Linked DNA regions of Homo sapiens: all the other regions are linked to region 1. The links are chromatin loops, found by intact Hi-C in ENCODE. Cell type or tissue: dorsolateral prefrontal cortex. All regions are shown on one strand.

Region 1 (2,500 bases):
GGAGAGGATTTCAGTGGCCTCTTTCCCTCCCAGTCCATTGGCCCCAAGCACCCAGCAGGCCTGGCACAGAGGGGCACCCAAGAAATGTTTACCCAACGAAGCCAGAGTGAATCTTACTGCACATACTCAGGTTAAAAAGGAATATCAAAATATTTTCTCTGAATCAAATAAAATTTCTCCTCCAAGCCTCCATCCAGCAGGCCTGGCCAGAAAATCAATCTGAACTATTCTTTGTTCACCTGAGAGACCAGGAGGATTCCTTGGGGCTCAGCGAATGGGAAGGAGGGCACTGTAGTTGCCCCCTTGTCATGGTGGCCCTGTCCCTTCACCAAGAGCCATTATGGGTGTAGCCATTTCAGTGAGCCACCATTCCCAGGCCATTGGGTTTCCCAGACACCATTCCGAGGCCAGGTAAGTGGATGTTCCCAAACACAAGGCCAGATGCTCACACACATATTCACACCATCTAAACACTGACATAGGCACATAGAGACACACACTGAGAACCTACTCACACCAACACAGACACCACACCAGTCATCCCAAACACACACCTTATAACACACACTGATGTGCCAGGCCCCATGCACAAATGTACTAACGTCTATACCGCACACTCACACACAATGACACAAGCACAGATATTTGCTGAGATTCCCACTAAAACAGATATGCACACTGGCAAAAACACACACACACACGCACTCAGGCCCTCAGCAGAGACACACACTGTGACCCCCAGCCAGGACAGTGACACACACACCGCTTTCACAAGGACACACACACACTCCCACACAAGCAGACAGACCTGCCCAGACAGAAGCATGCCTGCATCGCAACAGCACAGACATACACCCAAGGTTAGGTTCACACTCTGACATACCCAGCCTCACGAATAAATGCAGTTGGTTTGCACACCCAGACACCAGCACACGCTGCACACGGGCTGAGAAGCAGCATGGGTTCTTGCACACACGTGCACACATGCCCCACGCCTGCACCCACGGAGCCCGCGGGCAGTCCTGGGCCTGTGCTGTTCCCTGGTCCATGCTGCCACACAGTGGAGAGGCGGCATCCTCCCCGGCACCCTCTCCCACCCTCTCCCACCCCTGCCCCGGCAGTCATGTGAATGAAAAGACAAAAATATAGATGGGGTGGGGGAGGCGGGTAGTGAGGAAGGGATGGGGCAGAAGATGAAATAATAATACTGCTGGGTTTGTTCATTTCGGTGATAATTAGCGGCGCATTCACGCCGCCTCACCGGCCGCTCCCGGCTGGTCCCGCGTGATGGATGCCTGGTGGTGCTGAATGCAAATTAGCATAATTTCATTACCGAGGGACCCGTGAAAAGGTTCAATTATAGAGCAATCTCATTAATACCAGGGCTTGTTAAACTAATAGAAAGAGACAGGCCCCGCAGCTCTGAGAGGTAGACATGTGCTCAGAATGCAATTAATGCTGCAACCCCAATACCTGGGCCACACCTCACTCCCTAGGACCTGCCTCGGTGCCCTGCACACTTGGGCTCCCGGAGGAACAAGGGTTCTAGTCTCAGCAGCCTAGATCATGTCAGAAAAGCAGAGCATCCAGCTGGGTCAGCCTTGTCAATCATCTAGTTCACTGTTACAGATGGGGAAACCAATGCCCACAGTAGGGAAGTGGCTCGTCCAAGGTGTGTGGTATAATAGAGGGAACAGAGCAGTAAGGGGGACATTCTGGTGGGGGAAAAGTGATATTCATCCCTGCTTTAGTGCCTGGTTCCATGACACATCACCTGTAAGGAGCTGCTCAACTGTGACTCGGTTTCTCCATTATGACAGAATCCCCTTGGGGACACTCAGCATTCCTTCATCTCTCCCTAAAGTTTCTCAAGGCAAATGCACCCGCCTCAGCCCTTTCACCAGCCTGACTCAGCCACTGTCACCCCCAGCTTCTTGAGATGGGGGCTCTGTCAGAGCCGGATGAGCTGAAGCCATGGCGCATTTGGGGAAACAGCTTCAGCACCATCCTCTCCATCCCTGCTTCCATCCAACCCCCTTCCCACAGCCAACACCCCAGTCTAGAAACTAGAAAATCTGGAATAAACAGCTCTCGTTGAGGGAGGAACTTCCTCCCCTCTTTGGACTCTTGCGAATGGGATGAAGACTGGCACCTTCAACCTTTGGCCTAAGAAGATTTCTTAGGAATGTTAAAATCACCCCCTTATTTGACTTCAGCAAAAAAAATGGGTTGTACCTTAACCACATTCCCCAAAGAACCCTTGGCAATGACCTCATGCCGTGGCTCTCTTTCCCGTCCTGGAATTTTATGCACACTGAGCTGGGTCATATGAATTTGCTGTATTTTTTATCACCTCTGTAATATTTGATTTTTTTCTGCAATTGTAAGTAAAACACCACAAGTCCCAAAATACCCCCAAGCTGGAGAATGACTCACACTATATTACTGAACGCATAAAAATATGCAGTGACTCAGAAGGGCCCAGCAGAAGCAACAAACC
Region 2 (2,500 bases), 190 kb before region 1:
CTAGTGACAAAGGTAACTTGATTAATTTCTTCCCTTCCCTTCCCTTCCCTCTCTCCCTCCCCATTCTGCTCCTGGATTTCCTGGGATTCCTCCCAAATCAACCACTTCTACTAAAACATCTCAGAGTCTGCTTCTGGGGGTTCCAAATTAGACCAAATTTTAAAACTTTGCCCATTTGCTTTAAAAATACAATGTTTTAATTTTCATTACTTTCATTGTGAATAAGATTGGATTTATTTTCCTATGTCACTGGCCAAATGCGTTGCTTTTCTCTGCTATCTGCCTGTTCCTGTACTTTGCTCATTTATCTATTGGGCTGTTTGTCTTTTCCTTATTGATTTGTAAGAGCTCTTTGTAAATAATAAAAATTAGCCCTTTGTCTATTATGTGATGCTGTTTCCCACATTGCTGCTTGCCTTCTGACTTTGTTTAGGACTTTCTTTCTCTCTCTCTTTATTTTTGGCCATACAGAAGTTTAAAATTTTAATGTAATCAAAGAGAAGATCGGGTTTAAAATCACTGCTTCTTTCTATTTATTTTCTGCTTGGATTTAGTTCTTCCCATAAATGATGAATAGAACTCTAAGATGAGAAGGAGCCCTGTCAGAGTGCTCTTCTGTATACAGACAACTATATACATACATACATATATATATATATATATATATATATAAAATATAAAATTACACACATACACACACAGTGACGTTCACTGCTAATCTCTCTTTCCTGGAAATTATCCATGTGTGACTGCAGAAATTCTCTGTTCTCTGTGCATTTCTTTCTTGTTTCATAAACCGAGGTTTGCAGCATCAATATGCTTTTGTGTTACAGCCCGGTCTGGATGGAAGAAGTCCACCTGCATTTAACACCAGTTGTACAGAATTCTCAGTTCTCCTGTGTGCAACTGCTCAGAGTTAAGTATTCAGAATAATCAACTGCATATTTAAAGTTCTATCCATCTCTCTTCTTTAGATCTTAAGAGCTAAGGTTTGTTTTCTCTCTCCGTTCGTTGTATCCTACAGAATGCCTGCAGCCCTGGTTTGGGCTGTTTGGTTGGTGCTGTACATCTAGACCTGCCTTTTCCTGGCTTAGCTGTGTCTGGGAGTTAGTCTAAGCTGCAGGGATGGGTGGGGAGAGGGCTTCACTGCACTCAGGCTGTGGATGGAACTAGCAGCTTCGGCTGGAAGGCTCGAGGGTGGTTCAGGGCATGGATTATTGGACTCTCTCTCTGCTCCATGACCAAGTGTCCCCCTTGGCTGCTGACATTTGCATGGGTGTGGGGTAGAGGGAGGTTGCTCTTTAACCATTTCATGTCCACTGTAGTGTAGGTAACGCTAGCACATGCTGCAAGTGAGGATGCCAAACTTGCTATTTCCCACAACTTCTCTAGGTCTCCAAATACAACTAAGGAATAGAAAGGCATTTCTTTCTGTTCCTTGACAATGTCTAGCTTATTCTCATCTCGGCGTATCTACTTGCCCTCCCCCACTCACATTATTTTAGTCTTTACTCAAATGTTCCTTCTCAGAGTGACAATCCCAGCCCACCCCATCTAGAGAAACCACCTCTCCCGCCAACCATGCTCTATCATTTTACTACTTTATTATTAGTATTTTTTGCAAAGCATTGATCTCTACTGTGAACTGTGGTATGTATTGGTGTGCTTGTTTCTTGTAACCTGTCTCCTGGAATGTCCTCTCGGTGAAGGTACAGGCTTTGTCCCAGACGCTAACACCTGACAGATACACAAGGGGTGCTCCAAATGATACTAAACAGGATTCTTCCTCTGAAATGGAGGGGCCTAGGATGGATAGGGGGAATCAGTGCTGACTCCTCAGCTGGGGATGGCCTGGCACCCTCTCACAGGCTTCATGGTGATGGTGCCCACAGAACAGACACCTCTCATTCTCCAAAGAGGACTGAGGACCCAGTCTAGACTTCGTCCAGGGTGTCATTTATGTTTACAATTCCTAAAGGGAAATGACTAACCCTGTGATGTCAAAAAGAACTTGAAGCCTGCTCTAGGAGGTGGAGCTAAAAGAAAAACACTGAGTTGCTAGAAAGGAAGGAGGAAAGTCATTTGGAGAAGGGACAGGAGCTTAAGAAGGTACTGTTTGAAAGAGAAGGAGATTCCACGGTAAGGGCCCCCCAAATGCCCAAGAAGAAGGGGTGAACAGCCTTTCAGACACCTATAAAACTTTCCAATGCATGGTCCAGTTGACATATGGCCAGGAAAGGACATGTACAACTTAAAGGGAACAGTCTCCTGGGCATAAGCTATTACTTTTCAAAGCAGCCTAGAGAAAGAAATTGCATCGTGTTATTCTCATTCTCTCCCTCAATGTCTTTCCCTCTGAATTTCAATCTCTCTCTCTCTCTCTGTATGTCTCTCTGTCTCCATCCTTGTCTGTCCTACCCTTGTCCTGGAGCTCTCTATGTTCTCTGTGTGTTTTCTGATGTCTGCCTCTCTTCCCTTCTGAGATCCTTTTCTGATGGAT
Region 3 (2,500 bases), 1.1 Mb before region 1:
GTTGGCAGGCCTCAAGACTGTTGACGGAGCGCCTGACAGGGATGAGGAAATCTCACGGGTGCCACCTTGAAGAAATGATGACACTGGGGACTAGGGCTGCACCTGTCTCTCTGGTGCTTTCCTACTACATTGGTCCCTCTACTCAAATCCAGATAAAGTGGGAAGACAGACCAACACTGAATCAACTGAAAGTAAGCTTCCATCACTCAGTGAGATGGGAGTCTAAATAGAAACTGAGTTTTTAAAGAAAGTTACATTTCTCACACATCAGTATTTATGAATCGAAATTTCTATTTCTCACATGAACAGTTCCTCGTGGCTGTATTTGCACCACTTGCAAACCACTCATGGATTCCAAGAGTGATGCAGTTATGGGAATAAACTGGAATCCACTCTAATTTATTCCTAAAAGTAATTGTTCCATAAGGTTCCATAATTCAGTTCTTATTTGTCAGGTTACTTGTTAATGTCCATTGCAACATTATGAAAATGTGTTTCACACATGCTGCGAACATAGAAGTAAAAAATAAATTTTGAAGGCACCTGTTGTAATGTTGTAACAGGGAAATACCTGAACTATGAATCACAGGACACGGGTTCTGGTGACAGCTATGCCACCTATTAGTTGTGGGTGCTAGGCAAGTCCCTTCCCCTCTTTGGGCGTCTGTCTTCTCATCAGATGACGGAAGGAAATGAAATGACTCATCAATTGCACGTCATTGTGATAACTGCATACCTGCTGTACTGTTATATATGTAGTGATTTTTCTTTAATTCAACTAAGAATTTGAATATTTCAGTTATGTTGCTTGAAATCATCCAGCAGTAGGATGACTGAACTTTAAATGTCCCTTCTCCCCCTGACACTCTGGCCTGTGCACTGTGATTCTAGAATTGAGAGACTGAGCCATTCCCAAACATCCCGTGAGCAGACAGTCTATTGAGCCCATCACATGAACATAGGGGTTGCCCCCCGTCTTTTTTTTCCAAGGCATGGCTGTAGCTGCAGGTGATTCTTAGATAAATAACTAGAAAATATTTGACAGCCTCACCTCCGTTAAATGTTCTTCCAAGGGATTTCAATTGAGTCTCCAGTTTTCAGGTCATTTAAAGTTTGCTACTTCTAAAGTGCCTCTTACCATCAAGGTGTGATGCAAAGAGTTTTCCATTCGATGCTTCCATTGAAATAAATAAATTGAAATGAAGGCGAGGATTTGTCAGGTTTCCACTAGAGGGCAGCAGAGTAGTGAGAATCAGGGTTCTCAGAGGCTTTGTAGTAGAAGTGTTGACATGTGACTTGGCAATTGAATAATTTTTGATACTGTCCTGACACATAAACACCTAGAAGCAGGTTTTCAAAGGTTATTTGCACACTAAAAGAGGAATTAAGGAAACGAACTTGCATGCCAAAAGTAATTTTCAATATTCTACAAAGAACCGTAGCTTCATTATAAGATTGTTTTTAGAGAATATTCAGCTATCGTTAACTGGATATGTTAAACTTAACTGGCAAACACGCATTCAAAATAAATTAGGCTGAGTGGACCTAAGAAAGTAGATCCAGTGACTAATAAAAAATTTCTGCTGGGATTTGGAGTCTGGCCAACTCACCCAAAAGGAGAAATTGGGCTTTAAGTGATTTTTCTAGATCTTCCAGCCCTGGGGGCTCCTAGGCTTGTGATATTAGCATGGTTAAACAGTTGTGCACATACTGCACGGTTTTGTGTGTGTGTGTGTGTGTGTGTGTGTGTGTGTTATTGTGGTCATTTATTTTTAAGGTATTACTCTACCTTCAGCATAAAAAGTCAGCAAATTATCAGAGTTTATTCCATTGACATTCTCACATCTTGAGAAATAGCCCATTTGTATTATCACAGTTTGATATATTTCCCATTTACTGAGCTTCCTTGGCAAGTTGGCATTTTAATTTAATTATACTTTTTGCTAATGGTCTTTATTTTTCAGTGTCTGTGTGTAAAACGCCCGTAGGTTTGATTATCTGCCCCCCTCCTCTTCCCAGTGCCGAGCTATAGTGCAAATTTATAAACTGACAAAATTCAGTGTAAAATTCAGGAAGGTGAAATTAAGGAATTTGTAAAGAAATCCTGCTTAAATGCTGAAGCCTTTTCCTCACTTGCAGAAGACGGCTCCCTCTTGCATAAGTTTAGTACCTGGCCTTGGTGTCTCCAATAGGAACCCAGAACAGAGGCATGTGGCCTGTGTCCTTGTCCCTCTCTGTGCTGGCTCAGACTCTGTCCCCCTCTGTGCCAGATAAGAGAGAGTTTCTGTGCCAGATCAGAGAGGTTGTCCCTCTGAGCTGACAGAGAGAGGGACAAGGCACAGAGAGGAACGTGGACCTCTAAGAGTTTGAACTCTTCTGAGGGTATCCTCTGAGCACCAAGGGATATAGCAACAATGATAATCGCAGGGTTTTCTTGGCTTATTGATGATGCTGGGAGCTTATGGAGGCTTCTCCCTTTAGAATAGAAACTGATCGTGTA

Evidence for each region. Hi-C counts contacts between places; a loop is a spot of excess contacts. Peaks named below come from ENCODE experiments on the same cell type or tissue, not always from the same donor. Only the 100,000 strongest peaks of a DNase experiment are listed, where the experiment ranks them.
Region 2: it touches region 1 in a loop (5-fold over the local background); 4 of 110 quality-filtered maps call a loop at or near these places.
Region 3: a loop joins it to region 1, with 5 times the contacts of the local background. A loop is called at or near these places in 4 of 110 quality-filtered maps.

The regions. Positions count from the first base shown.
Region 1 is chr16:50,862,115-50,864,614 of GRCh38, reverse strand. The region is part of intron 1 of LINC02128 (long intergenic non-protein coding RNA 2128); the gene reads right to left. Among named protein-coding and RNA genes, the nearest start is that of LINC02128, 23 kb to the right of the region's middle. In dorsolateral prefrontal cortex, a CTCF peak has its summit at 1,066; a DNase peak (open chromatin) is centred at 1,034; H3K4me3 peaks cover 884 bases; H3K27ac peaks cover 2,179 bases.
Region 2 is chr16:51,055,998-51,058,497 of GRCh38, reverse strand. LOC107984887 (a long non-coding RNA gene) reads left to right here. Exons shown (of 3, transcript XR_001752177.2): 3 at 834-2,500. Among named protein-coding and RNA genes, the nearest start is that of LINC02127, 39 kb to the right of the region's middle. In dorsolateral prefrontal cortex, no CTCF peak of the experiment used is centred here; no DNase peak of the experiment used is centred here; H3K4me3 peaks cover 1,307 bases; H3K27ac peaks cover 2,157 bases; H3K27me3 peaks cover 422 bases.
Region 3 is chr16:51,981,652-51,984,151 of GRCh38, reverse strand. No RefSeq gene overlaps it. Among named protein-coding and RNA genes, the nearest start is that of LINC02911, 95 kb to the left of the region's middle. In dorsolateral prefrontal cortex, CTCF peaks have their summits at 1,032 and 1,231 (motif pointing right); a DNase peak (open chromatin) is centred at 1,228; H3K27ac peaks cover 269 bases.